Regions from separate parts of the Homo sapiens genome. Here region 1 is linked to region 2. A link is a loop called in an ENCODE intact Hi-C map of the cell type or tissue named here. Cell type or tissue: breast epithelium. All regions are shown on one strand. Each heading gives the region's core, and the rest is flanking DNA. Links, peaks and the distances in the headings are about the cores only.

Region 1 (15,672 bases), core at 2,471-10,470, 170 kb after region 2:
TTTTCTCCTCACCACACACCTAGTATATGGTAGAAACAGGATTCAAACTCAAACAATTTCTTTCAAAAATCTGCACTCCTATCCCCCAAACAGCAAATCAAGTAGATGCTACCAGAGTCAAGATCTGGAGCTGCCGAAGTAAATACACATCTGTTTTTTTAAGGAAAGGCAGTGTAGTCTTAACTCAGCACCTGAATGATTGAGTTCATCCATGCATCCTTTAAAAGAGAAAAGCCTAAAACTCTTAATTATATATAATTCAAGTTGCAGAAGAAATATGACTGCATAGAATCCCCTTTCAGCAAATATTTCCTGGCTGCAGTATTGAATTGGGAGTCCAGCTACAGCCGGAGCTCTGTAATTAGGGTCCTTGGGAACTGCGAACAAGGTCAGACTCATGGTATTCCCAGTTTAAAAAAACAGGGGGATTTGGCGGGGGGTGGGGGGGTACTGCTGCTAAAAATAAAAATAAATACATACATTTAAAAAAGTAGCTTCTTTACCAAAAAAAAAAAAAAAAAAAAAGGTGTGGGCATGAAGAAAGATGCAAACCCAGAGACCAGAGTTACCAGAGGCAACTCCTCAGCCTTCTCTTTCTTCAATTTCCTTTGCTGGAAGGCCAAAGGTGGGGACCTGTCTAAGCAGCATTGCTGCCACGTACAATTATTATTTTAATCGACATTGTGCTGTGTTAATGAGTGCCAACCATGTGCCAGATGGTGTTGAAAACAAAGCCTTCTCTGCAATCCTGCCCAGTGGGATCACCACCTCTCCTCTCTGTGAAAGCGATCACAAATGTGGTAATGAGCTAACTCCGATGCAACCGAACTTCTAATCCCCCCGACACTCTCTGATTGGGCACTGCACCAAGATTTGGCATAGAAAAGGCACCTGGAGTGCTGTCGGATGATCTCTTCAGGGATAATGGACCAGGGAACTGAGCCTGTAATGATTTCATATCAGTTTGTTCAAGTTCAGTTGCTATTAATTGGGTTCAAGTTCAGCTCCAGTTCACACAATCTAAATAAATAGCTGTTGAAACCAGCTTAGTGCCTGGCACAGTATGTATCTTTGTAACTAACAAGAGGCAAGCAAAAGAGAAAGATGTAGAAGGATGCCTTGCATGCCTGTTTTCTGGTGTATACTGTCAGCCTAGTCGACCTGTGGAGTAAGGGGGGAAAACCCAGTGTCCCAGTTTTTTACAATTATCCATGGTTATATTACTTAATGAATGATCGTATTATGAAGAGTTGAGCCCCAAAACAGGTTACATAGTGAAACTTTCACCTAATTCTTGAGATCAGCTGCAGGCAAAACACTGGCTTGAAGTTAGCATGGTCTGGAATCCGGATTTTCTCTTCATCTTCCATCTACCTTGGCAATTCTAAGATGTTAATTCTATTGTAATCTAACTAAAATCTGAAAAAGAAACGTTTTAGACAAATTATTTGCTAAACAGAGAAAAAGAACAATATTGAAGGGGAAAAACTCTATTTAAAAACAGGGCTTTGCATATTTTATGAGAAAAATCAATCCAAAATCTATTTTGTTCTAGCCCATTAAGATTCACTCTAAGTTGGTTTCGCTAGAATGAAATTTAAAATACATTTCTAAAGATCATTTGTAAGAAAATTTGAATGGAAGCATTTCCAATTCAGTGTTGGCCGGCAAATTCCAATTTCTGTTACAATCCAGTCATAGATACTATGTTTAAATTGGAATGATTAGAGAAGATACTGGCATAGTATTCATAATAGAATTACATAGGGAAGCCAGTATGTTTTAGGTAATGTTAGATAAGACATGCATTACATGTCTACTTTTTGTGACACAATAATATAACATTTAAAATATAACTAACTGAATCATTAGATTTTTATCATCTATTTGTATTGTTAAATCTAAGCAATGAAGTAAGCAAATAATTACTAAAAAGAGCAAATTATGAAAGTAAGAGTAATAAAAAACTGAATTTGTTTGAAAAAGGTAGCTTTTGATATTTTGGAGTTTTTGCATTGGATTTTTTGGAGTATTTGGATTTTCTTTTCCATTTTCTCCTAATAAAAGTAAAAGGTGTTTGACCACATATGAAGATTTTAGTACCCTTACAATGGAGGGGGTAAAGTGTAGGAATAAAACCAGTGCTACAGAATCCAAGGGACCTGAGTTCCCTGTGTTTCTGCCATTGACTTGATATATTACTAGACCCAATTCCTTAACCTCCTTAAGTCTTGGTTTCCTCATATTTAAAATGGAAGTTTATTTTAAATTTCTATCCAAAGAAAGACACAGGGTCATTGAAAAGATTAACTATATATATATATATAGAGAGAGAGAGAGAGAGAGAAAGAGAGAGGGAGAGAGAGAGAGAGAGAGAGAGAGAAGAGAAGAGAGAGAGAAGAGAGCATATAGTTGCTCAATAAATGCTATTACCTCCTGCTTGTGAAACTGCAATATACTCTGGTTCCACTTTGCAACCAGTCCTTCCAAAGTTACCACTTCCAGAGGCTGTGTGAGCAGCCGTTGGGAAGTCAATCCTAAAATGTGAGCCACCATAACCTGTGGTCCCAATGCATGCCCAGAATCAGGAAAATCTACAATACATAATTTCCTTACCATGTACAATAAACTTTATCATTCCAAAACAATGTCTAAATTATTATTATTTTACATTCTAGCTACTTATAATCTGTTTCCTAATCCTCAAGGGAGTTTTAAAATTGAGACTCATACAGTGTGGATGTATTTCTACCAAACTATATAAAATAGTGCTTTTCAGGACATCCTTTCCAGTTGCAGACCTCTACACAGGTTCATGAAATCATTCCAATTTGCTTTATTTGCTGTATTAGAAATTTCTGGTTTGGAGGTAGTACATAGGAACTGGTGCTTTCTCTGCCCACCATCTCCCATCACCTTTCTCTGAACTCTGCCATCTTTTCAGCTGACATGCTCAGAGGCAAGGTCTCTTAGGGAGTCCCTTCCTGGTCAAATTTCCAGTTCAACTGTTCTTGGGTCTCTGAAGGGAAGGCCTCTAGCGGGATCTCACTCAGGCTGAAGACTCCCATCTGTTGACTATTAGCCTGCTCGTATTAACCTTTGCCTTGTTTGCTTGACTTTGCCTGTCTCTGATTTCACATTGAGAGCTTAAGGACAGAAGTGCAGTATAGTGGTCCAAAAGGCTAGCCTTGAGGACAACTCAACAGGATCCCCAATGTGAAGTGAGGGAGATGCCAGCTTGGGTCAATATTAGCCATCTGACTTCGACAACACACAGAGGTTTCAAAGATAATTTTCCTACATATAACAAGGTCCTGTAGGTAACAAGCACAGATTGAACAAAATGTTATAATTTTCAATGTAATCTTACCTGAATGTAAACTTAAAATATCAACTCTTCCCCTTGCTTTGTATTAATGAATTTATAAGAGGGGTATTTTTTCCCAAAGCCAGTGAGAACCTGCCTGTGTTTATGAAATTCCAAGCAGAGTTTAGATGGAACAGAAGAATAACCCTCTTATTTAACTCAACAAAGATGCACTAAGCACCTAGTATGCTTCTAGTTTTATGTGCAATATCAAATTGTATAAACCTATTCCTTCCCCTCAATGAACCCACTGGGATACTTGAAACCACATATAAAATAATGTGAATGATACAAGATAATTGTATCACTAAGTACCAAGCTGTGTGATGCAAACCTCTTTAAATGCCACACAAGGGATAAAAAGGATGTTAACATCGTCCAAGAGGTCAGAGAGGTTGCTCCAAGCAGGTAGGCCTGATGTCCCCAAGTCTTAAGGATGAGATTTGGATGAATAAAGAAGTCATCCTAAGTGAAGGGAACTATAAAATCAGTGACATGGTGACAGAAAAGACCGTGGACTGTAGGGTTGGGATATAGGTGGGGAGTAAGAGTGAATATCCCCAATCCACTCAGATTAGAAAGCGGCAACAGCTTTGTGCTGGAAAAACTGGGTGTGTGAGAGGTAGCTACACACAAACACACCCCTGCCTTTCTTCTGGGGACTATAACTTTATTGCCATTAAGCTTGTGTCATGGCTATAATCTGGACAAATGAGCTCTCTGGAGATTTCCTCTGCCATGCCCTATTCTCTCAGACAGTTCTCTAACCAACTTTGACTTATATGTTTCCATCCCTAATATCTTTTTCTCCTTTCTGTAACTTTGAAACAAAGTTTCCGCCTTTGTTGTGCTGAAACTTTTCTTTCAAAAACCATCCATTCTACCTTCAGAGAAATGAAAATCAAAACTACAGTGAATACCACTTTACACCCACTAGGATGGCTATAAGAAAAAAGACATCATAACAAGTGTTGGTGAGGATGTGGAGAAACTGGGACCATACACTGCTGGTGGGAATGTAAAGTGGTGCCACAGGTTTGGGTAACAGCCTGGTGGTTCCTCAAATAATTAACCACAGAGGTATCATGTGGCCCCAGCCATTCCACTCCTAGGTATATATTTGGAAGAAATCAAAACATGTGTACATGCAAAAACTGGTACAAAATGTTCACAGCATCACTATTCATAATAGCTAAAGAGTGCTCACAACAAGTGTCCATCAACTTATAAATGAACAAATAAAATTTGGCATATCCATAAAATGAAATATTATTTGGCAGTAAAAAGAAAATAAAGTACTGATACTTGCTACAGCATGGATGAACCTTGAAAACATGCTAGGCGGGAAAAGGCAGTCACAACACACCACATACAGTATTACATGATTTCATTTACATGAAATGTTCATATTAGGCAAATCTATCAAGACAGAAAGTAGATTAGTGGTGGCCTAAGGTTGGGCTGGACAGTAGGGAAATTGGGGAGTATTGCTAAGAAGTACAGGGTTTCTTTCTGGCATCGTTCAAATGTTCTAAAATTGATGATGATGGCTGCAAAACTATGTACATATGCTAAAAACCAATTAATTGTATACCTTAAGTAGGTGAACAATATGTTATGAATTATACATCAATAAGCTGTTAAGTCAAAAAGAACCACCCAATCTGATAAATTTAAGTATAAATCAACTTTATTACATGAGTTAAAAAATCTTAGCTGCTTAGAGCTAGAAGTAGATGTTGCAGATGAGGGCTGGTGATGGCAATGTCTTTAACAGCAAAACTCATTGGGCCAAGCAAATATTTCATGAAACAACTATAGGTGAAAGAAACAAAAAGCATATTTTATTAATCAGCGTGCTTTTTTTTTTTTTTTTTTTTTTTTTTTTGCTTATACTGCTAAATCAAATTTGTAACCTTTTGTCCAAACTTATAAGGTGTAATTGTAACCTTGGGTCAAGAAAAACGAGGCTCTCCTGATGAGGCAAATTTTGGTACATAATGCATTTAAGTGCATGAGTTATTTTCATCACACTTTAAAAAAGCATTTGAAATCAAATGTTTCTGGAATCCTTGGAAAAGCATCTGATTTCACAAGAGATCAACTGAAAACACTTCATCAAGTCCAATGCTCTTATTTGCAGATCAGAAAACTGAGGTTCAGAAGGGTTGCTATAGTCATAGGGCTACTAAGTGGTAGAATGTTGGTCTCCTAACTTCTTTCCTTCTTCCCAGATTTCATGATCACATTTCATGTTCTGGATATTACATGAAAACAATTATGCTAAAGGTAAATAAGTAGATACAATAAAATTATACAGATATATCATATCTGTTTATTACACCAGGGTGTGAATGCCTTAAAGGCATTAAAGTGAGTACTCACTTTTAGACTTCCTTCCTTCTTTCCAGATTTAATGATCTGAGTATTACATGGAAAGATTACGCTAAAGGTAAATATGTAGACATATTATACAGCTATATCACACCTGTGTCTCACACCAGAGAGTGAATGCCTTAAAGGCATTAAAGTGAGAACTCACTTTTATACTCACAGTGTTTAGCACAGTGCCTGGCAACAGCATATGTTTACATTTAAGGAATGAATACCTGAGGAATGAACTTTATCTTCCAGTGTTATTTAAAAACACAGATTTTCAAACTAGAGTTCTAGTTCCTTATCTGTAACCACCTAAACATCACCTCTGCTTATACTAATTGTGTTGTAAATTAACTTATCTTTTCCCTCTTGTCAGCTCCCCCTTGACCTCACTGTTCTGTCAATGGTCCTATCTTTCTGCCAGTCACCCAGTGACAAGGCCAGGATTTGGAGAGCACCTACATAGGATGATTCAGGAAGAGGATAGGACCATTTCATTCAGGCTATCAAAAAATTAAGCAGAAATTAAGTAATTAAGCAAGTCATTGACATGGGTGAAGGTGAGGGAAGGACTAGATGAGCATGAGAACCCTGGCTGTGACCAGTGAGCAAAGCCAGACAATGCTGGGATGTTATACAAAAGAGAGCCATCCAGGCTGGGCAGATGTTCTCAGAAGTAGAAAACAATGAGTGCATAGGAGGCTTTGATACGATGACCTCAGAATTTGAGGTCAGGGAATGGTTACTCTGTAAACAGTAAAGAAATAACTATAATAGATGAGTTTTGCCATCTGCCATCATGTCCTCGACCAGAAAAGGAATGGGGGGGCAACTGAGGCTCAGCAAAATAACCAGGTGGATCTTCAGAAGCAAGAGCTGGAATGTAATTAAAATAAATTTTTGCTCACTGAATTATATATTTTTCTGAGGACATGATATTTATGGCAACAGTAACTACTATGTTCACATTTGTTAGTTAGGGTATAATGTTCTGTGTTATGGCACTGGTCCAACTCCCCTAAGCATTTGTGACCTTACATTACATATCTACAGGCCAGACACTCCTTCACATGCTTTGTTGATATGGCTGCCCCTCTATTACCCAAACTGTCTCATTCCCTTTATGTTTTTCGTCAAACCATAATGCATAGTAGACTATCTGCATCATTTCTCACTATTTCCTACTATTTTCAAAGACCTTTCTCAAATCTAGACACTTCCATGGATTATTCCAGTATCTCTGTAGCCCCCACCCTTAAACTCTTGCTTCTCTGGACTCTTTTGGTGCTTAGAGGAACTATCTGGAAGTTAACCATATACAAGTTTTATTTAACTTTTTTATCCATCCATCTTCCCATCTAGACTGTTTTAACATTTTAAGAGCAGAATGTGTGGCCATTCAAGACAGTAGGCTAAGAATTGAGAATCAGGAGTTCAGTTGAGTAGGAAGGAATTTCTAAATGCCTAAAAGAACAGTGGTCCAAGTTCAAAGAGGCCAGTCAAAGTAAACACAGAAGTCAGACAGGCACTACTGGACCTGAGCAATGCCTTGCAAACCATCATCTCTGGAAACCTATATTTTCAGAAGAAGCCTTAGGACCGGAGGTTCCTGGGATCCTCGTTTCCATGGGAATCAGAGTACCCCTACTTTCATTTGCTTTATGTGTTGAGGTTCTGCTTAACGTTTCCTTGGAAAGAAATGATCCTATGGGTAAAGTCATATCTAAAAATCAGTGGACTAAAAAGCCATGAATGTGTCCAAAGAGTTCCTGAGTGTCTCCTCTGGGCAGGTTCCTCATGAAGGGAATGAGAGTTGGGTAAGTGAAAGACACGTGAAGGTACGTGAAGAAGGCCAGGGTGGCTGGAGCACGAAGAACAAAGGGAAAAAGAGCACAAAATGAGCCAACAGAGGTAGGCGGGGTCAAAAAAGATAGGTTTTGCAGGTGCAGAAGGGTTTACATTTCATTCTATGTGCTAGAGGAGGCCATTACAGTTCCCAGCAGGTAAGTCCCACAATCTGACTTAGAGAATACTTTAAATCCTACATTTATATTTTATATTTGCCTTTTATATTTTAAAATATAAATTTAAGCTGCTTTGTGGAAAACAGATTGCAGAGAGACGAAAGAAGAGATTATTGTCATAGTGCTAGACAGAGATGATAGTGGTTTGGCCTAGGCAGACAAAGAGACAGTTTTGAGATTTATTTTGGAGAGACAAAACCAATTTTTCCCATTTTGCATTTCCAGGCAAATCAACTTCAGTGTAACTGTTGGGAGTGGTGGCCTCAGGTGGAGTGCAGAAACGGTCTAGGTAGGCAGGCAAGGCTGCAGGTTTCAGACATCAGCAAGCAAGCTTACATAATAAGGCTCACGATCAGGAAAATAAACCCATTCTTTCATTCATTCACTCATAACTCATTGAACAGCTGTGTGCCAGGCAAGGTGCTGAGGCCTGGGCATGCAAAGTCAAATAGGGCCAATTGTTCAAAACTAAGTAAGAAAGAAACCCCACTGCACAAGATGACTGACAGAAGAGATTCTCAGTATCTAGAGTAAGAAAGTATGGATACGGAGGACAAAGCAGATGTCAACCACCTTTATTACATCCTCCAATTTACTCATTCATTGATTCATTCATTTCATTAGTTCACTCACTCAATTCCCCAACTATCATCCAATACCTGTTTGTTGTGAAGCTCAAGACTGGGTTATACCTATATGAATAACACATCATCCCTATCTTCTAGGAACTCGGTCTGCATCTTGCCAAGGAGAAATACATGTAAACATGTCAGTATGGTTGACCCTTGAACAACACAGGTTCGAGCTGCGCAGGTTCACTTATACATGGATTTTCTTTCACCTCTGCCACCCCTGAGAGAGCAAGACCAACCCCTTCTCTTCCTCCATCTACTCAACAGGCAGATGATGAGGATGAAGACCTTTATATTGATCTACTTCCATTTAATGAATAGTAAATATATTTTGTCTTCCTTATGATTTCCTTGATAATTTTTTCTTTCCTCTAGCTTACTTTATTGTAAGAATACATAAAAATACATATTGTATACATAATACATATAACATACAAAATAGGTGTTAATCAACTGTTTATGTTATTGGTAAGGCTTCTGGTCAACAATAGGTATTAGTAGTTAAGTTTTTTGGGGAGTTGCAAGTTATACTCAGATTTTCAACTGTATGTGGGCCCTGTAACCCTAACTCTCACATTGTTCGACAGTCAACTGCATAATGTGAGGTGCTAAAATAAGAAATATACATAATTAACTATTCATGAGACATGGAGAAGTTGATCTTTGCAGCCTACAGTACAGGCCTATGACAGTTACATTCCTTCTGCCTTAAATGTCCTCAGCTTAAATTTCACTTCTTTACAGAAACCTTCTCTGACTCTAATTAAACTGGGTTTCCTGAATACTCTTGCCTTTGTGGCACTTCTCAAAGTTTGCAGTTACATGTGTGTTCAATTCTACCTCTCCTAGACTAGACTACAAGCTGCACCAGAGCTGTATCTGGCCTGTTCTGTGCTATACTCTCTAGCACAGTGCTCAACACAGAAGAGATGCTCAATAAATACTTGTTGAATAAGTTATTTTCTTAATCCAAGATAATCTCAATCATAGGCACATTTTATTAGAACATGCCAAATAACCCTACAGGAAGACCAATTGGCCAAAGCCCAGAAATAAATGTTAATGAATAACATTACTCAGGTACCTTCTCCTCGGCACACACACTGGGGCATCCCAGTTGTGAATTAGATATCACCCCTTGGCTGCAGTTCTCCTTTCCTGCTCTGTACCTGGGAACTATAGATAAGAAAGAAGTTCTACCCTGTGGATGCCAATAACTGTACATGTGACAGTCAGACCTCAGGATCACAAATGCAGAATGACAGAAATGTACTTGCCCCTGCAGAGAGGTTAAAGCAGCCACGGTCCAAGGCCAGCTGTCAGGAAATTTCTGGTTTTCACTGACTTACTTGAAAAGGACATAAGAAGTTAGGTTGATACTAGTGACAGCATGCAAATAAAGCTATTCTTATTTTTATTGAATACATGGTTCTACTCTTACTTTCATTGAATTTAAGTACCAGCATGCCAATATGAATAGATGAAGACTTTTCTCAGACTTTCCTAAATTCCAGGAGTAAAGCTGGTTAGCAAGGCAATTCTGGTAGCAGAGCTGGCAGGTGGGCTGTCGGCAATGTGAACTTATAGACACAGACAAGGATTGAAGGTAAAAATACAGATGAAATGCCTTCTCTGTCTGCAGATTTCACAGTAGGGTGACACCTTGGTTCTCAAATGGTCTAAATTGTTCCATTGCTTACTTCCATTGGCTGTGGAATTGCCACTGAGATAGTAGAGATCACATCTTTTCCCACATCCCAACAGGAACTCTGCCCTTTGACCCTGTGAACCCGCCACAGTTGCTCATTTAAAATGGTTTTCAACCTCCAGCGCTGACCACAGACCTGCAGATGCTGCTTCACAGCAGGCAGTGAGCCCTCAAGAAGCAGTCGATACTGATTTTTTGCTTTTGTTTCTGTTCCTATGTATTTCTGAGTCTTACAGAAAGATTAAATTTGTGAAGTGGGCATGTTATTAGTATCCAATGACAGAGGCCAAGGACACTGCTGAGCACCCTACAACGCCCAACGTACAGGAAAGCCCCTCCACAACAAAGGTGCAGCCAGCCTAAAGCATCAATAGTGTAGAGGTTGGGAACCCCGACAGACACTACACCACTGGATACAAGAGAAGATAATGTATTCTCTGCTTCTGAAAATTATACCACTTCTCAGGAGATAATGACATTTATATACAAGTCTGAAGGGGAAAAAAAACAATTTTAAACATCTAAAAATAATGATTTTGAATAATTAAACTACAGTTATCAATTATAAATACTAGAAGAAGACAGACGAACAAAAGAGCACCGTAGAAAGCAAATTAGAATTGGCATTTGAATTAGAGCAAATAAAAACAGCCCAGGGGCCATGGCTCTGTGCCTGCGTGGGGAAGTCTCAGACGGGAAACTGTCACCGGACCAAGTAAAAGTTCCTTTGGTTCTAAACTCATGTTGAAATCAAGAAGGGAGAGGAAAGATTCTAGCTTGCATGGGTAGGGACAGCGTGTGAGCAAGTCAAAGTCAGAATCTAGGAAACGCTACGTAGATTTTAAGTCTATCAGCAAAAACATGAAAACTTTAAACATATCTTATTCTTCTGCTTATGCTAGATAAGTTAAAGGTTACTCGTTTTAGAAATGCTGTATTTTGGAAGTGCTTTCATTTGGGAGTTCAGGACAGTTTCTCATGTGTCTGAGATCTCGCAGTATAATAAATTACCCACAGAAGGACTTTAGTGGTTTCACCTTGAGGTATTGTAATAAATACTTCCAACTTGTTTATAGCTTTCTTTCCATGATTCCAACAATGTAAGAAACAGGCAGGTTTAAACACTGAAAACTGAAGATAAATACAGAAATAGTTAAGTTATATGTGCAGTTAAAACACTATCTCTTTAATGCGGTTGTATGCGTTAAGCTATCAAGTGTTTGCTGTGAGTGGTACTTTTAAGCAACAGTCCAAGAGAAATCTAAAATCCTCAGAATTCTAAGCTCATTCCCTAGACAGTATACTACTGACCATTTTCACCTACTCTTCTTTTCTTATAAATCTACATTCTAAAGCAGCCAGAAATCAAAAGAGTCATGGAAAGCATAATCCATTCTATTCTCATCTCAAAAGCTTTGGGCAGGATAAGCTGATTAGTCTGCTAACATTTTGAATTTTTCCTCTAAAAGTAAATTTTGTAGGAAATACTATCTATCAGGATATGTATTGGAAATTATACAAGCAGAAAAATGGAAATATATACTTAATGGCAGGCTAAATACAGAAATTCAACCATCCTAAAACTACCACAAAGACAGTGAAATAGTAAAATAGGTAAAACTCACAAATACGAAGAAAACCAGGAGAAAATGAGTGGAGATGAGTGATGTTAACAAAATGTTGGAAGATGGGAAGTGAAAACATAAGGACCAGGATCAGTGGTAATTCTCTCTCCAGAAGAGAGACAGCTGAGACCTGACATCCTACAGAGGTAGGGAGGCCAACCAAGTTGCAGGGACCCAGGAAAGCTCAGGAATTGGGGAAAGCAGCTGCTTTAAAAGGTCAGGGTGGGGCTGATGGCAAGAGGATGGGTAGAAAGCCTGTAAAATGCCCAACGAGGCCTTGGCCCATTTCCATTCCTCAGTCTGTGCTCCAGAGACTGCCCATTCTCTTCTCTCCTCCTTGTACAAATCAGAGTTGCATTTTCTGGGTAGGCTGACCAATTCTGATCTAAATGATGCCAGGCATAACTGCAGAGGCTGAGTGTGATGCATGGTTGTAAAAAAAAAAAACCCAGAAAACTAAGGAAGAGTCAAATACTGAATGGTGAGACCCCTTCTTTATTTCCAAGCTAGGTTCCCTAAACACTGTCACCCAGGCTTAAATCTTCAGGTAAGGCACATGGAGAGGAGTCTTTCTCTGCGGAAAATAATTGAGAAAAGAAGTCCATGGCAGCCTGTCTCCAAGACGGCCACCTAGCAAGCCCCACTGCCTGGATTTACACTATGTAGTTCCTTCCTACAGTGCACCAAGGTTGGTCTGTGCGATGAATAAAATATGACAGAAAGAAGTACTGGTATGTCCATTCTGAGATTAGGTTATAAAACTGCACTTCTGTCTTTAGAGCATGCCCCTCTTAATTTCTCTCTCGAGTCACTTGTTCTGAGGGGATGCAGCTGCCATGTCCCAAGCAGCCCTAGGGACATACTGACAACCTGAGGAAATTAGGACTGCCAGCACCCACACATGTGAGCTGAGGAGTGAGCCCTCTGACCCATCCTTGAGATGACAGCTTGGCTACAGACTCTTGGGAAACCCCGAGCCAGAATCACCAAGCTAAGCCATGCCTGCATTCCTGACAGTAATCATCTGTATGAGGTAATAAATGTTTGTCATTTTAAGCTGCTAAGTTATATATAATCTGCAGATAATCAATACACGGCCAGTGGATAACAACATCTACCAGCCAAGAGTGAATAGGCAGGATCTCTATCCAATTAGCCTAATGGTGCTACCAGCTTAGGGGATACCTTCCACCACTAAACCCCATACACCAGAGAGCCGCAATCAGCTTTTTAAGGGGATCCTTCTTAAATATAAACATACAGCTGAGGATAACAGATAAATGAGGAAACCCTTTAAAATAAAAGGCCAAAATAATCAGTAGAAAAAATCTGGAAGTAACAGACAATGTGAAGAGGATTTAAGTGCTGATATTAAATATTGAAGACAAAGGTAAAATATCATATATAACCACACTGAAAATATATAGACTTGATAAAGCACACCACTCTGAATTTTCAGAACTTTAGGGATAAATAGAGGATGCTAAAAGTTTCCACAGAGAAAAAAAAATCCATGTCTGGAATGTAAAAAGAGAATAGAAGCATACTTCTCAAAAGCCATACTGGGGGCTACAAAATAGCAATGCAATCGATTCAAGATTCAGAAGCAAATAGATTTCTAGCCTAGAATTATATATGCAGCCAAACTATAAATCAAGTGTGATGGTAGAGTGAAAAATTTCTTAGAAATAAAAGGTCTCAGAAAGTGTTTGCTCTCATGTAATCTTTCTTAGAAAGCTACTGAGAAGTCAGCTTCATGAAAATGAGGGACTAAACCAGAAATGAGAAACTATGAAATCTCAATAAAGAGAACGCAGCCCAAGAGAAAGGTAAAAGGAATTTTCAGTATTGCAGCTGTGCATAGATCTTGAGGGCAAATAACACAGATTGAAAGAGGAGTTCATGCACAGAGGCTGCAAGGAGGGATGACTACAGGGAAAAGCAGCAGCTGGTGAACTGACATGCTTGACTATATTGTGGACATGTTGGTATTTCTGTGGGAAATTTTAAATTAAACATTTGTATTAATATGTATCAATTACTTAACTTCAAAAAAAAAGTATAATGAAGGAACTGATCTCCCCCGACTCTCTCCACTCCTTCTCTCTCTCAGTATTTCTTTTCAGCTTGTTAACAGTATTGTTGTTTAAAATTGCCTGCTTGGAAAAATATTACTATATTGGTTCACTAAAGTCAAGCTTTCAAATATGAGAGAGAGCACCTTAGTTTTCTGTTTCTCTATAAAATGAAAACAAATAATATCTACCTCATGGGTTGAAGTGAAGAACAGGTGAGATACCATTGTAAAGAGTTTAGCACAATGCCTGGCTAAATACTGAAACATATTTAATCTGAACTTAAGGATCAACATTCAAATTCCACATCTTTCCATCACTTTTTAAAAAACTTAACAGGTAATTTTTAGATAATATGTACTTGTCATAGGAAAAGTCAAAGTACTGGTAACCAAAAGGAACAAAAAAGATGTTACAATAACCTATGACCCATAACTAAAAACATAAGCACAACTTATTAATATGTTGGTGTGTACACTATTTTTTTTTTTTTTTTTGAGACGGAGTCTCGCTCTGTGGCCCAGGCTGGAGTGCAGTGGCGCAATCTCGGCTCACTGAAAGCTCCGCCTCCCGGGTTCACGCCATTCTCCTGCCTCAGCCTCCCGAGAAGCTGGGACTACAGGCGCCCGCCACCATGCCCGGCTAATTTTTTGTATTTTTAGTAGAGACAGGGTTTCACTGTGTTAGCCAGGATGGTCTCGATCTCCTGACCTTGTGATCCACCCGCCTCTGCCTCCCAAAGTGCTGGGATTACAGGCATGAGCCACCATGCCCGGCTGGTGTGTACACTATAAAATTCTATTTTTAAACAGAAATGTGATTAACATACTTTCTTGGTATGTTTTTCTCTACTCAATATACTCTAAGACTCAATATCAATTAATTTTTTCTAGAAAATATCTTGGAATTTTTCACAAAACATTTCGAACTCTAGTCAGCTCAGAATGTTAAATATTTAGATGATACCAATTTTATGTTATTTTAGTTACTATAAATATCCCAAATGTCTCAATTTCCTTAAAAAGTTACAAAGCAGAATTAATCATATAATACAAAAATAAGGTATTGCATAAATTTGTTTAATTTGCTTCATATAAATACATTTAGCAAATATTTGTACCCTTACTACATGCCGGGCACTATCTTTTATTTCACTTAATATTTGTAAAGTTTATTTTTCCCTCTTAATTCCTATTTTATTATGATTAGTCACAGTGTAGCCTGGATGGTAATTTTCATTTCTGAGACTCTTCTCATGTACTTGATTTTTGACTGTAACTTATCTGTGTAGGCTACTCTGAAGCTGCAATATCTTGGAAATCACTTAGCCTCTTTGACACACAGATTGTCATCTCTAAAATGAGGACTGTTATATCCATCACATGAAATAATGTATGTAGAATATTATCATAAACAAATATTCTAACTTCTCCTAACATCTATCCTGTCAAGTCTTTAATTGATTTACTAGAGAAAGACTTTTTGCCCTGTTCTATACTTAAAGATTCTTAGGTTTTCTATCTCGGTTTTATCTCTCAGTTTATTTAGTCTAGAGATACATAAAGCTGAATTGCATTTATTGTTCAGCATTATAAATCTAATAGTAGAGCAATCAAGTGGAAGGCAGAAAGGAAGAACTGGGCTAAAATACATTTCTTAAGTATTATATTAATGTCAAAGGTCAACGTTGTTGAGGGCAGTGAAAGGCACATTTTTTTCCATTTAAAGGAAAACAAACAAATTTGTTTTGAAAGTACAGAAGGGAAATTCATCACTTCAATAAAATAGTTATGTTAAAGGAAGCCTAAAACTTTCCTATTAGAAGAGTTGGTTTTTAAGTGAAAAGTCTACTCCTTTCAATT
Region 2 (15,672 bases), core at 3,529-11,528:
TTTACAGCATGCTGTTGAGTATTTCCACTGCATGGTGCATTTTAGCCAATGCTTTTAGTTTGGTACTAGGGTCCTGAAGAAAATAGCTCGTAACCTGACCAATTTTGTAAAATGAATAAACCTTACTATTATCGTTGTCATTTATGGCATATGTATAAAAAAATGCAAAGAATGACGGCTAACTACATATATTTTGCTAGGACTATTTCAGTTTAGAAGAGAAAACTCAAAAAACAGTTTTTGGTAATAAAAATGTAAACAAAACGGCTGGATGCGGTGGCTCACGCCTGTAATCCCAGCACTTTGGGAGGCCAAGGTGGGTGGATCACTTGAGGTCAGGAGTTCGAGAACACCCCGGCCAACATGGAGAAACCCCATCTCTACTAAAAATACAAAAAAAAAAAAAAAAAAAATTAGCCTGGCGTGGTGGCAGACACCTGTAATCCAAGCTACTTGCGAGGCTGAGGTAGGAGAATCACTTGAACCCAGGGGGCGGAGGTTGCAGTGAGCCGAGATCGCACTACTGCACTCCATCCTGGGTGACAGAGCGAGACTCCATCTCAAAATAAAAATAATAATAATAATAAAATTAAAATGTAAACAAAAATATTGATTCTGCACATGTCTTTGGTTTTATTTTTTACAGGTTTCATAATATTTTTTCTCTCTTAATTTAAAATGGGTGCTGTTTTTTCTTTTTAGAAACATAATAGTGGCTGCTTTAATTAAATGAGGAAAACAAATATATTTCTCTCCTCAAAAATAAGAGCAGTTTTGATCCATTCATCTTCTTTACAGAGAAATTGGGAAGACAGAACAGGAAATGTTTATCAAGCACTCTATGAAAATGAACTGCTCTTTAAATAATTAGTAATAACCTATGTCACTGTCACAAATTATTCCTTTGGTTTGTCAAAGGTTCACGCTTGAGAAAATACTCTTTCTGACCAGTGCTCAAGACAGCTTCCTTGTTAAGGTTTCTATCTGTCTCTCACTACAGGCGATTACAGCAAATGCATCCCAGTCATTTAGTTAATTTATACAAAATAGAATCAATTTCTCTTGTTTCATCATGACTGAACATTTTTCTGAACTCCTGTAAGTGAGTAACAGAAAAGCACTATTTATCAGATCGTTTGGTGGAGCACGCACTTTTGATTATTCTATTTTCTCGTTGTTACTAAAGAAATATATAATATGCCTTGAGAAAAAACAATTGCAAAGCTTGGCCTCCAAGCATTCATGAGGCAATGGATATTTTGCTGAGAATTTATTGTATCCATACTTTTCTCTAATGGTGTTCTCTCTAAGAGCCCATGGGAGGGCAGTGATGCTCTAGGGTATCTGAGATGTCCCAAGGCTTTCAGAACACAGTTAACAGGGGCCCTTGCTCTGCCCTGGCACCCAACAGTCACCACGAAGTTCCCCATGGTGCTCAGAACCTCAGTGAGGTTGTTCAGGCATGGACACAGGGTACCTTGACACCCTCAGTGTGGCACGCCCAAGAGACCCTTTTCCCCTCCAGTGTCACAGGATTTGGGGATGGGCATTTAAAAAGCTGAATCTTCTGCACTGATGCCATCTCTATCCATCACACATGGAGAAGAATAGAAGGAAGTGAAGCACTAAGGCAAAGGATGCTTTGAACCACATGATTTTCCCAGGCTCTGCAACAGGTATGCCCGCACAGAGTGGAAATGCCCTGGCAGAAGCGAGGGTGCAAATGCAAAGGCAGATGGATGAGATAAAGATGCCTCTGGAATTCAGATCCTCCAGAAGGAATCATTTTTGTCATCTATGATGGGAGGATAGTTTATAGATCACTTTGTAAAAATAAATCACTTCTCTTTGTTTCACAAAGTGGGTAATTACAATTAAATGTGCGAAGAGATAGGAAGGTGGGATGGCCATTATCCCTTCCTCCAGGCTTCTGCAGACCTTGTTCCCTGAGGTTTGAGTTGAAGAAACAAAACCAGGACATTTGGGAAGATAAATGGGCTGAGGCTGGAGAGCTGACCTGGATGTCACCTCACCCTTGCTTACCAAGGTCCATGCTCTTCGAGGCTTTCAAATTAATTGATTCAGGCTGCCTGGCCGGTGTCACAGATCTGAAGTTGATGTGCTGATCTGGAAAATATACTGCTGAATCCACCCCAGAGCTGTGGAAGGAAGCCATATGTTGTATTTAGGTTTAGAATAAAATCTTTTAAAAAATGAGGAAGCAGTTCTCATTTTGAACACAGCCACTCATCACTCTGCGCAGCTCCCAACCACATATTTTCAACTAATTCTTAAATCTCAGGTTTCTTTTATGAGATGTAGCAACTCTGTTTTCATGTATTTTATCACACTGTACAATTTAAATAAAATATTCTCTGGGCAATATCGTGTTTTACTCTTCACTGATTTCTGCTAATTGGGATCCTGCTGTACACTATATAACTTTAAGTGGGTAAAGAGGGCCTGGAAAACACTAGCACTTCAAAAGATGTCACTGGATATTAGCAGAGCCCAAAAGCAGGTTAAGGGATTTCTGTGGACTAAGCTATGCCTATTTTAAAACACAAGTGAAAGGGTTGTATCCTTTAGAGAAAACCATCCTGTTGAATGACTGATGCCTGTAGGAGTTTGGTTTTCTACTTTATTTAGGTCTTTTTCCTAAAACTAATGTTAACACTAAGCAGACAGTCTGCTCACCAAAAGTGCCAAAAGGAAATAATAGGAAGAGCACAGTTGACAATTAAGACACAAGATACATCAAATGCCCATTATAGTTTTCTTAGTACTTGTAGGCAATCTCAAATAACTTTCCTTCTGCTGAATATTTTATTTATTTTGCTTGAGGATAGAGGGTATTACATAAGAGAATTACAGACAATGACTTAGTTCTTGTTTTAGAAATAAATTTATATAATTTTAATAAACTAAATTATAGCCATTTTCTTACCTTGGCACTCTCATCTGTTTGGAAAGTAAATATGGTGGCTCATCTCATTATAATTGCTATTCTAATCCCAAATATAGTGAAAATCCAAATCATGTATCCTTACAAAATCTAAAGTATTGATGTTGGGTTTTTCAAACAGTTGGAGTTTGATACTATAAACAACAAAACAATAGCAAAAATAACTGTTTTGAAAGAAAATCCTTCTAAAATGTACAAGAGAATCTCGACCTGAAATACCAAAATAAGTTTAATCTTTTCTTGAAACTCATCATCCCTCCATATTCAATACTGCTTTCAAGCAATATTAAAATTAGTATGCAGCAATAATAGTATTGCCAAATGAATAAATGAACCTCCCTTTTTATAATGCCGTGGGTAAATTAAGGAAGTACCTGTTTAGCCAGGTGTGGTGGCATGCACCTGTAGTCCCAGTTACTTGGGAGTCTGAGGCTGGAGGATCACTTGAGTCTAGGAGTTTGAGGCTGCAGTGAGCTAAGATTGCACCTCTTCCCTCCAGCTTGGGTGACAAAGGTAGACCTCATCTCCTCCACCCTCCCCCAGAAAGGAAGTACCCATCAACCAGCACAGCACTGTGGTGTGTCTGGCCCACTCTAAATCCTGGCTCCGGTACTTACTAGCAGTGTCAACTAAGAGACTTACTGGACCTCTCTGGGCTTCAATTTCCTTATGTATAAAATGAGTAAAATTACACTCTCTACCTCACAAGGTTGTTGAGAGAATAGAATGAGTGAAGATTTGTAAAGTAAGGACATTAGGGTCTGGTACAGAGTATGTGCTATAGAAACAGATAAATTAGGTAAGTTAACAAATAAGCAGATCAGTAAAATGTCCTACTTTTGCTTCCCAAAACACTATAAATTTCTGAGTTTTTCCCATTACCTGTGCTTTTTACAGTTTCTTTGACATCTCTGTTTTTGTCAGACTCTCAGCAAGTCTGTGACTAGGAGCCCTTTTCTCTTTCTATTTAGAAGGGTGATGTGGTTTGATGGTTAGGAGAGTGGCCCCTGTAGGAAAATGTCAGGGTGAGTGGCCTCAGTTTCCTCATCCATAAAATGGATAAGAATAGAATTTATGACTCTTTAAAATTTTTGTAAGATACGTAAGTTACGTTATATATTGAGAAAAGTACCTAGCACACAGTAAGAGCTTGATCAACCTGAGCTATTAAGAATCCTTTTCTTTATTTCTGTAGGTTAGTATGGTCTTCGAATGAGGGCCTAAGGCATTTGCCAATGAAGAGATTTCACATGTTTTCATAAAAATTTCTCAAGAAGTTTAAATCCTCTCTTTAGGGTTATGTAGCCTTTTTTTTTTTTTTTTCTATTTCTTTCCTGGTGTCTGGGTACATTCTCAATACACGAAGCCATTGATATATAAAGTGTATTAGATATGGTATCTAGTAATGACAAAATATGCCAATTGTGAACAAAAATCCTGGACCCACTTAGTGTTATTGACACTAGCCTGGCCTAATAGCAATACTTTCATTTTTTCAGCCCATTTTATAGAAGAATTCTGAGACACTACTGCAAACATGAGCTTTCCCCTGAGTCTTGGTGTTTGGAAGCACTTGCCTTTAAATGTGTTATTCGACCTTTATTTGCACTTAAGTTTTCCATCCTTTGATCTGTTGTGATGATGTGGGTTTAGTGTCAGAAAGACTCATGGCCTTCATAGAATCAAAAAGTTTAAGAGCCAGAAGGGATTAAAGGTCACCTCATCTCTCAGATAAGACCCTGAGGCTCAAAGAGGAGAGTTGGCATTGCCAGGTCACACAGCTGGCCAGGGGCAAAGCTGGGACCAGAGCCAGAAGATCTGGCTGAAATGGTGGCCAGCCTGGGACACAGGTTGTTGCTGATCCCGAATCCGCAAAAATCAAGCCTTTCACTTTTAGTGAAGACTTGCTCACCTTTTACTATGTGGCTTACATTTTAGGTTTGCTTTTTGTTTCAATAGAATGGTGCACATCATGCAATAATAGAAAACTAAATCCTTAATCAAAGCAGTGAAAGCCTCCAGGGAGGAGGTGTAGGACCCTCATTAAAACATAGATCAGATTGCATTTAAAGTGCTCTGCTCAAGGCAGACTGAGAATCTACCCAACTGAACAATGTGTTGGTGAACCTGACTCATTGTCTTAGTTTATCCTCTTAAGCCAGGTGTTAATTCACAAATTAGGAATAAGAGCTCAAATTTTCCCAGACTCTTAGGTAGCAATGATCCCAATCCCCGTTTAAAAAGTAAGGTGGCAATGACACTCGATGCAGTAACATCAAGCTAGGATCTGTCTAATAAAGTGAACTTTTATACAAATGTTGGCATATAATCAAGAAGGATCAAAGAAATAAAAGGCTGCACTGTACATATGAATGTAACAAATGCTCTTATGTACACATCTGATTATGTCCTTTAAATTGATCATAATGAGATATCTACATATCTATCTATATACATACACATATATGTTACCATCATTTTGATTGTGACCAAGTGTACACTTTGAAAACGTTTCATAAAAGGGCCCCCCCTTTGCTGCGGTACAAAATGGAAATAAGGCAAATAAGGCTGATATCAGATTGATGGATATTAAGGAGGCAAGTGAGTGTAATATAAGTCATAGGATTAGAGCCAATGTGGGCATATAGAGCACCAGAATAATGAGTGAGTGCCGTATTGAGTTAGTTCATGTGAAAATATTTTAGACATGTAAGTTAGACTAGTAAAACGGTTTGTAACTTTACGCTACATATCTCGAGTGTTTGCATTAAGAGGGTGACACAATGATTAACTATGAAATACAACATTTTAATTTTGAAGGGAGTTAGCATGTGCTCATGGCTGAGTGGGCTGCAGTGAAGGCTGTTGGAAGCTGGAAGTTGACAGCAGGCCAAAGACATGTCTTAGATAAAGGCCGTGTTTTCAGCATGAACGACCAGAGAATCTACCAAATAGAAACGATACTCAACGTCAAATTATGCTGCCTAATGAATAAGTAAGGGTAGCATGAAACATATGCCAGTGTTTGACTATGGTGACAAACCAGGAATGTAAAAGATGTATAAGAGCCAACAATGAATGTTCAAGAACTGTCTGAGGTGAAAAGGTGGGGGATGAAGATTTTGAGAGGCAAGACAAAAACCATGATGTCTGAAGTCTCAGGTGTCCACAGATGGACTTCAACAATTGGCTTCTATGAGTGAGAGTAGTTTCAGGTATGTGCATGAAGAAACAGACAGAGAGAGAGAGAGAAAGAGAATATGAACATGTGGGGAATAGCCCAATGTTGTCTAAACTGTTAATAATATTCGATATATTCTGTCTGCTGCTGATTTAGCTTCAACTCTGCCTGAGATCTCACAGTAAGTTTATTTCCTTTATATTTATTTATTACTTAGACCCACATATTATAAACTTTTCTGTAATAATCATTGCATAATAGTAAAAATAGGTTGAGCAATTTCCTGATTTCATTTTGTACAGGCATTAAGTTTGATCAAATTTGTTTTTCTTTCCTCACGCCATAGCAGTTTTCTCTTTTACAAGATTAGCCTCATCCCTCCAACACCCTTTTTTCCTTTGAGAGGGCTTTTCCTTTTTTTTTTTTTTTTTTTTGAAAGGCAGAAGGCAGGAGAGCCTTTCTTGCTCAATCCTCCTGGCTCCCTTCCAGTCCTTCCTCCATCCCAAGTTTCACACATCCAACCCCTGCTGCTGCTGGTCACCTAGGCAACGCAGCAGCTTGCAGGATGGTGCAGGTCACACGATCCTAGGAGGGGAGAGTTTCAAGGCTTAAGACTTGTTCCTTCCATTTTTAAAATATCTCTGCCCTTTCTTCTCCACCCATGCTTCTGATCCCTCCATCCAGGCCCTGCTCTTCTCTTGCTAGTCCCAAGTCGGAGCAGCCTCCTTGTCTATGGCGGCTTCTGCCATTCCCTCCACCCTCCATCACTGAAACTGCTCTGCCTGATACTGTCATCTCCAGGCTCAAAGCGCTTCAATGCTTCTCCACTGCTCTCCGGAGAAGCATGGCACCCATGGAGCAGGACAGACAATGCCCTTCCCATTGATTCTTCCCTGAGATACCACAAGCTTTAGCCACACTGAACACACTCTGCATTCTTTCCCATCCCTGGTTTCCTTAACCTAAATTGCCCTTCCCGCCACTTCTCTGTCTAGAGAGCTTTCTTCCGTTTTCCAAGAAACTGCTTAAACACTGCTCTCCTGTGAAAACTTACTTGACAACTCCAGGCAAAGTTAGTGGCTTCTTCCTCTAGGCTCCCATTGCATTTTGTATCTAATGCTTAGCTGGCTGCATCCTAATTATCTGCGTGTCTGTCTCTAAGAGGACGCTGCATTTCTTGCAGGCAGGGATGCTTTCCAATCCATTTGAGTTCTTTCTACAGTGTCTGGCTCAGAGCTCCAGAAATACTTTTGAATGGATGAGTAAGTGAATAAATGACTTAATAACCAAATACTGCAGAGTGGAAAAGAAGAATGAAGTCTAAGACAACGTCATACTTTTGACTGAAAGGAGATTACCGTTGATGATTAAGAGAGCAGTTCTAATAAAGAAGTGAGAACAGAGGCCTAAAACACACGGGACTAGGAAGGAAGACGTGAAAAGAAGATGGAAGTTACTAGTTCATACCATGTAATGAAGATTTACAGCAGCGAGGAGCAATATAAACTTTTTTCTCTCCCCAATTCACAAAGGAATGGCTTTGCAGAAAAGGGAAGGAAAGAAATCCGTGGAGACTTTGAAGCCAAAAAGACAGTTGCTAAATCCCAGGTGATCTCTGAACCACCTCTCTCCCTTGAAGGTTTCTCATCTGAGTGCTTCTCTCTAGCCTCCCCTGCACAGATGCTCAGTACCTCTGACTGCAGTTGCCCTAAAAGGTATCCAAAGAGTCCTGGCTTCCAGGGGATATCAAACCTCTTCCATTCACCCAATCCATGTTATACACACACAAAAAACCCAGGTTTCATTCTGTGTATTACCTGCGAAAACCCTGCAATAAGATTGACTATCTACCAAATGAAGTCTGCATACCTTATTCTTGCACTCTGGGCTTTATCATCTGGCTGATCAGCTCCACCTTGTACAATTCAATTTACTCTCCCGTCTCTATGCTGTTTCTTCTGCTGCTCTTCCCTCCCGAAATGCCCTTTCTTCCTGGGCTCATCTCATGTCCACCTGCTATTCATGAGTTAGGGTTCAGCTCAAATGACACTTTTACCATAGTATTTTCCCTGATTCCTTTATCTGGAGGCATTCTCCTCTGCCTCAGATGCTCAGAGCATTTTATCTATACCTTCTGGTAAATATCACTTGGAACCCTTGTGTTCCAGTCGTCCCATGAGCCTACCTGTCAGCCTACCAGCTTCCTGAAGACAGGGTTTATATCTGATTCAGCTTTGCACCATCCCAAACATTTTGCACATATATACAGGATAAACAGTAAGGTAGAACAAATGAAATTATGTTTTAAATGGCTTTTTTTATGCCACCAAATTGTCATTTTCAATTCAGAATCGAGGCAGGCAATGGAAATGAATGGACAAAATTAAATAGGTCCACATTTTCTTTTATGAAACCCCTAGAGACATTGATCTAGAATATTATTATGATTATCAATCTAGTTCACGAAACTGTAGTTAGCAAGATAACTGACTTCAAAAGTATAAGAATCAGAGATAGCTAAATATAGGTGAGCTTCCACCTAATACAGTTAGCTATACTCTAAGGCATGCTGCTTTATTTTTAGCAGACTGTATTAAAAAACATAATAGGAATGACACTAGCATTGCTGCAAGAAAAATGAAGAAATTTCACAGGATTATCATGGGACACAGAATGGAATAAAATACACAGTTTCTAACAGCCATAGTAAATATAGAAAATAGCAAAGGGACAATTTAATGATTTTTAAAACTCATCAGAAGAACAAAATCTATGAATTCCCCTTGTCAAATAGTATGTATGCTTAGTAAATCTCTCTCATTCTTGTGTGATTCTAAAAATTATTGATTTTTTTAGTTTCTATTACAGAATGGATATAATATTGGGTACCCTCTTCAATATTTTAGATTATATATGGTGTTGCTTTAATTTTTAGATTCCATTAACTTTCTTGGAACATCTATTTTTAAAATACCTCTAGGGTTTGCCAATTACTAATAAAAACCCATAAGCTTCCTATTTTCTCAGTTTTGTTTTATACCTTCCCATGTCACTTTTCTTTGAGCTCCATGGCTCTAGTTTTTAAATTTGTAAATGAAAGTTCAACCATTTTCTTAAATATTTTAATAATTTAAGGTGAATCTTAACAAATACCAGGAAGCAAAATATGCCCAATCTAAGCTATTAGCTATGAGAAACTTTCACTGAAGCTTTCGCTGGAAAGGAATTATAGATACTATAAGATTTCCATTCCAGAAAGAAATAGAGTTAAAATAAGTTTGCTGAATAAGGTTGCTGTGTTCTCCCAGAAAAACAATAACAAGGAGCATTTACGATACATCATTTTATCAATACCTGTGGCTGTAATCTTCGAGGCCCAATCCCAGAGCAGAATGTGGTGTTGGAGAAGGTGGAACTTCACTCTCGGCCCATCCGTCATTGGGCAGCAATAGACCTATAAACAAAGAACAAATGAAGCTGTATAAAGTGGAAGCAGAACCATTCGATGCCTGGTTTGGTTTCAGTATCTCTCTCAGACGCAGTTTTAGCCAACACATAAACCAGCCCTGAAATAAATAAGTTCTCATACAGAACTGAAGGATCCTTATGAGAATGAATACTGCTTGTATGAGGAAATCTAAGCCTGCTAATATGTTTTTACACTGGTGACCTGCAGGCAACCCCTAGCAAACCCACTCCACAGATCTTGACTACCTTTTCCCACCAACAAAAGGCTGACACATACTCATTACCTGTGATTTGTGGAAGATTAACAAAGTCATCTGTTTTATGCCTTAATATTTTTGTAAACAAGTCTCTATAGTGAATACTCTGGATTATATGGTGATTAAAGCATTTGCTTCAGTAGCAAAAACTTCTTTTAAAAAATCACGATATAGTATATCTGTCCACCATTTAGACATAGTGGAGATAAACACACACACACACACACACAAACACACAAACGTGCGCTCTTTTTTTCTATCTGTGCCATAATGGAGACATCTGAGTTTAAGGCCTTATAAGGAAAAGACAGGGGTCTAAATCCTGGTTTTCCCATCTACTAAAAATGTATACTTTTCCAGTTTGTTCTGTACTATAAGAATAGACATGTATCTCTAATATCACCACAACTAACAAGTAAGGTTGTTGAGATCTTATTATACAGCAGACATTATATTAAGCCTTGTATATTATTTCATTGAATGCTCATAATTACTAACCATATTCCCTAGTGTATGAAAAGCATTATATAACATCGTGGTAAAGTGCATGGTTTTTGGAGCAAGACTGCCATGTTTCCAACCCTACTGCTGTGTGAACTTGGCAAATTACTCAACTTCTCCAAGCCTCAGTTTTTAAAGCCATCAAGTGGCAACAAGAATACCTTTACTGGAGGAATATGAGAATTAAATTTTATTTATATATATATATATGTGTGTGTGTGTGTATATATTTATTATTATTATTATTTTTGAGATGGAGTCTCGCTCTGCCACCCAGGCTGGAGTGCAGTGGCACGATCTTGGCTCACTGCAAGCTCTGCCTCCTGGGTTCACGCCATTCTCCTGCCTCAGCCTCCCGAATAGCTGGAACTACAGGCGCTCGCCACCACGCCTGGCTAATTTTTTGTATTTTTAGTAGAGATGGGGTTTCACCGTGTTAGCCAGGATGGTCTTGATCTCCTGACCTCATGATCCACTCATCTCCGCCTCCCAAAGTGCTGGGATTACAGGCGTGAGCCACCGCGCCGGGCCAAACTAAATTATATTTAAGCAGTGATTTGTAAATGCATACTGTTAAGTAAACAGAGGATTATTATTCCATAGATTGTAAGTTCTACTTGTATCTATTACAGTGACATATTTGATAAGATATGTACCTGATTTGTCCCTGAATGACAGAATAAGGGACAAATATCTCTACCCTTGAGAACTGCTGTTGGTGATAAAACCTGCTTTGGCTTGTCCACGTGCTGGATATGATGGTTAATTTTATATGTCAATCTCACTGGGCCACAGGGTACCTAGATATTATTCTGGGAGTTTCTGTGAGGGTGTTTTTAAACAAGATTCACATTTAAATAAGTAGACTGTCCCCTCTAATGGGGTGGGCCTTGTCTAATCACGTGAAGGCATGAATAGAACAAAAAAGATTGCCTCTCTCCTGAATAAGAGAGAATTCCCCGACTGAGTGACTTTGACATGGGACATTGGCTTTTTTCTATCTTCAGACCCAAACGGAAACATCAGTTCTTCCTGAGTCTCAAGCCCGTTTGTCTTCAGACTGAAACCACGCCACCAGCTTTTCTGGTTCTCCGGCCTTCAGACTCAATCTGCACCATCAACTCTTCTGCAACCCCAGCTTGCTGACTCATCCTGCAGATCCTGGGATGTGCCTGTCTCCATGGCCATGTGAGCCAATTCCTTATCATAAATCTGTTCACACACACACACACACACACACACACACACACACACACACACAACTTGGTTCTGTTTCTCTGCAGAACCCTGAGAAATACACAAGGCAAGGACTTGCTCCAAGCTCTGCCCCAGGCACTAGACTGATGTGGAGGTAGTTGTAGCACAGCTGACATGCCCCTGGGGATGAAGCTTGAAGCAGACCTGCTAAGTAGGTGACCAGGGGGAAAGAAGCACAAAGGCAGCGCCTGCACTGTGCCCCTGCACCACCTCCAACCCTAGGGGCCCATTGATTTGTTAGTGGTGGCAGCAGTCAGGCATTCAAGACTTGCTAAGAGAAACAGAACAGAAGGACTGTAATGTAAATTGGGGACAATGGACATCCTGGGACAACTTCCTTTCTGTTGGCTCTCATCTTCTATCCTCAACCTCTCAGTCCATCTTCCACAGTGATGGTGAACGTATTTGTGATCATGTAACTTGTTGCTCAAAATCACTTCAGCTGCACACATTGCCTACGGAATAAAGGTCTATGATCCTGGCAAACAACTTTATCTCCCATTACCCGTTAGCTTACCATTCCCTGCCAACACCCCTGGGTGTTCCTGCCTCAGTATCTTTGCTTATGTAACTGCAAAACCTACTCTACCTGTCAAAATCCTACCCTTCTCCCAAGGTCCACCCAAATATCACTTTTACTATGAAGCCTTCGCTGTTGCCAAGGATCTGTCACTTTTATAACAGTGGCCAAGAAGACCAGTGCCCACTCTATCCGTGCTCTTCCTCTCTTCCTGGGCATACGGCTGGACACCATTGCTAGGGCCTCTTTGTCCCTAGACTAGTTCTTGCAAATGGAATGTGGGCTGCTATGATAAATGTCATTCCCAGTCTCAGTGGTTATGAGAGGGTGCAGCTTCCTCACTCTCTCTTCCTTTCCCCATCTACATCACCTGAAAGCCAGGTGACGAGGTGCCCAGCCACCAGTGGAAGGAGCCTAGGTCCTGTAATCACTGCATGGAGCACAGCTGCCAAACCTCATTGTGCAGTGACAGGACCAGGAAATAGACTTTCACTGTCTTTATCTATCCAGTGACACTTTAGGTTTATCTATTACTTAATATTATGTAAAGTAATTCTTGGATAGCATTTATCAAATGCCACTTTTGCAATGAACTATGTATGTATTTATTGTTCTATCAAGCTATTATCTATTTATCTATGTCTATTTCTTTTACTAGACTGTAGATAACTTTCTCCTCGTGTTCCTCTTTCTCGTTTTTCCATGTCTTCTACAGTCTCTTCTCTAGCTAGTTTTATTACAATCATTAAATTTAATTTTTATTACACTCATGTGAACCATTTATCGTTCTTTATGTGTTTATGTGTTTTTCAGTGTTTTTTTTTAAAGTGGTGATCGGTGTAGAGGTAAGTACCTTGTTTGTTGAGGTAAGTATCTTATTTGTTGACTCTCTATCCTTGTTACTTTTTTTTTTTTCTTTTTTTGAGACAGAGTCTCACTCTGTCACCCAGGCTGGAGTGCAGTGGTGCGATCTTGGCTCACTGCAAACTCCGCCTCCCGGGTTCAAGCCATTCTCCTGCCTCAGCCTCCCGCGTAGCTGGGACTACAGGCACCTGCCACCAAGCCCAGCTAATTTTTTGTATTTTAAGTAGAGAAGGGATTTCACTGTGTTAGCCAGGATGATCTTGATCTCCTGACCTCGTGATCTGCCTGCCTTGGCCTCCCAAAGTGCTGGGATTACAGGCGTAAGCCACCACACCCGGCCCCTTGTTACATTTTTTAAACAACATATTCAGATGCTGTAAGGAATTTTTATTTTCTTCTGGGCCCAGACACCTTTGTTAAGCCCTTGTTTCAGTGTAAAAGTCTGGAACTCTTATCTCCTATAATAATATTTCTGGATTTCATTGAGTGTACGAGGTACAGTCTTCTTGATGGTCATTTCGTATATATCTATGCCTGTAAATGTTGACACAGCACTCCCTGTAGTCATTACTTCATTGATGGCCAAATGGCTCTTCTTTTTAATTATCATCTTTTGTTGTTATTTGTGTTGTGGGATCTATCCTACCAAGGCCACATCAGAAAAGAATGAGTAAAAGAGATTGTAACTTTAGACAACAGGTCAGCAAGCTATGGCCCTGGTCCAAAACCAGCTTGCCACCTGCCTTTGCAAATAAAGTTTTACTGAATAGCCATGCCTATTTGTTTATGTATTGTCCATGAGTGCTTCTGCTCTACGATGGCAGAATTGAGTGATGACAGAGACCTACAGTCCAAAACCTGAAATATTTACTATCTTGCACTTTAAGGACAAAGTTTTTTGACTCCTGCTTCAGACTATTCTTAAGGACAATAATACTACTGCATTCACCACTCCTGATAGTGTATTCTGCACAATGGAGGTATCCAATAAACATTAGCCAAATTGAAACGTATAATTCAATCTTGGATAGTCATTCCAGACGTAGTGCTTTACATGCTATAGAGGGGTAGATACATGCTGGTCCCCAGAAAGATACACATTAGAAATAATTCTACTATGATGTGTCTCAGAGGACCCCAGGGAATACGGATCCAGAGAGACAGGTCACAGAACCACCACATTTGATTTGAGATGGAGATGAAAGGCCTAACCCAGTGGGTGATGCTGGGCAGATTTGGGGGCAGTGGGTGCCTAAGACAGGAGTGCACTTGAGCTGAAAAAGGAGAAGCAGGAAAAGAGCTATATAGGGGAGACAAGTGCAGTGAAATGAGAGGTAATGCTAACCAGAGGCAAACTGCATGAGGCTATTCCTCGGCCCAGGGTAAGATCTGCCAGCAAGATTCCTCAGAAAATACAGTGTTGGTGCATTTCATTACCATTCAAATGCTTAACAGGATTTTATAGGAAGCCCCTGGGACACAGCCTCCATCCCTATTACCATCTTGAAGCACCACACTTATTTCACTACCGGCATTGCTAGCAATTCTTCAGTACAAATGTGAATTTTCTGGTATTACGATTTCTATAAACATTAGTTCTAAAAATGCCTTTTTTCTGTGTAACAGCTTGACAGGAATAAAAAAAATAAAAACCAAGAACTGTGGGTGGTATGTACTATTATTACAAAAATAAATGGAACACAGAATATCAACATTGGATTCTTAAATATACAAAGGAAAGGAAAAAGGAAAGAAAAAAAAAAAAGCCAATGTTTTGGCTGTAACAGCTCCTCTCCTCACTAGACATTACATTTTGTCAAGTTAATCTTGTTTTTCTAAAGAAGATCCTTAAAAAAACTGGTAGTGGCAATCAACATTCAGGTTTTATAAGCCTTAGTGGCCTGTTACCACCTGACATGGATCTGAAACTCAGGAACTCCCAATAGTTCCCTAAATATAAAATGCCATTAATATTACAAAGACGTGATGGCCATGATACTCTTTTATAGCATCATGTTTATATATTCTGCTATAATTTTTTGGTCTCTAAATCAATAGACTTACATAAAAAGTAAGAAAATTTCATCTACTGGCCTCTAACAATGAAAATGTAATAAGTCTGTGTTTTGATAGGCCTAAATTTTATAATCTAGTATGGTAGCACAGATCCACAAAGAAAATATAATAATAGATTTTCTCTACTTTTGAAAAAATAATGTTTAATGGAGTCACTTTGGAAGAAAGAGAAACAGGAAACTTGTAGATAGTTAATTTATATATTTTTTTCACTGATGTAAAAATTGTTCTAACTAAATCTACGTCCTGGGAAGAAAAGAAGAGACAAAATCTCCCAGTGGTTGTCTGAGGCCACTTGTGCCCAAAGGACTCTATTTGTACAGAAGATATACAAAGTCTGAACATTCTATTGAAATTCCAAACCAAATGATTATTGTATTGTATTTTTTAGCATGCACTTGGAGTGGATTTTCTTATTTTTTGTTTTCTGGATGTATCCTTACACATTAACTACTTCTATGGTTTCATTAGTTTAGCCTTTGCTATTCTTTGCAGAGATATTATTCCATTTACTTAAGTATCTCAATGTCTTCAGAAAATACATCTTGTGTCACTTAAGGAGGATATATTCTGAGAAAAGCTT

What was found. Hi-C counts contacts between places; a loop is a spot of excess contacts. Peaks named below come from ENCODE experiments on the same cell type or tissue, not always from the same donor. Only the 100,000 strongest peaks of a DNase experiment are listed, where the experiment ranks them.
Region 1: it touches region 2 in a loop (11-fold over the local background); 1 of 110 quality-filtered maps calls a loop at or near these places.

What each region holds. Positions count from the first base shown.
Region 1 is chr2:205,008,306-205,023,977 of GRCh38, reverse strand. The region is part of intron 3 of PARD3B (par-3 family cell polarity regulator beta); the gene reads right to left. Among named protein-coding and RNA genes, the nearest start is that of PARD3B, 470 kb to the right of the region's middle. In breast epithelium, for the core only: no CTCF peak of the experiment used is centred there; no DNase peak of the experiment used is centred there.
Region 2 is chr2:205,179,692-205,195,363 of GRCh38, reverse strand. PARD3B (par-3 family cell polarity regulator beta) reads right to left here. Exons shown (of 23, transcript NM_001302769.2): 14 at 9,501-9,600; 15 at 2,044-2,159. Among named protein-coding and RNA genes, the nearest start is that of NRP2, 490 kb to the left of the region's middle. In breast epithelium, for the core only: no CTCF peak of the experiment used is centred there; a DNase peak (open chromatin) is centred at 6,663; H3K27ac peaks cover 399 bases.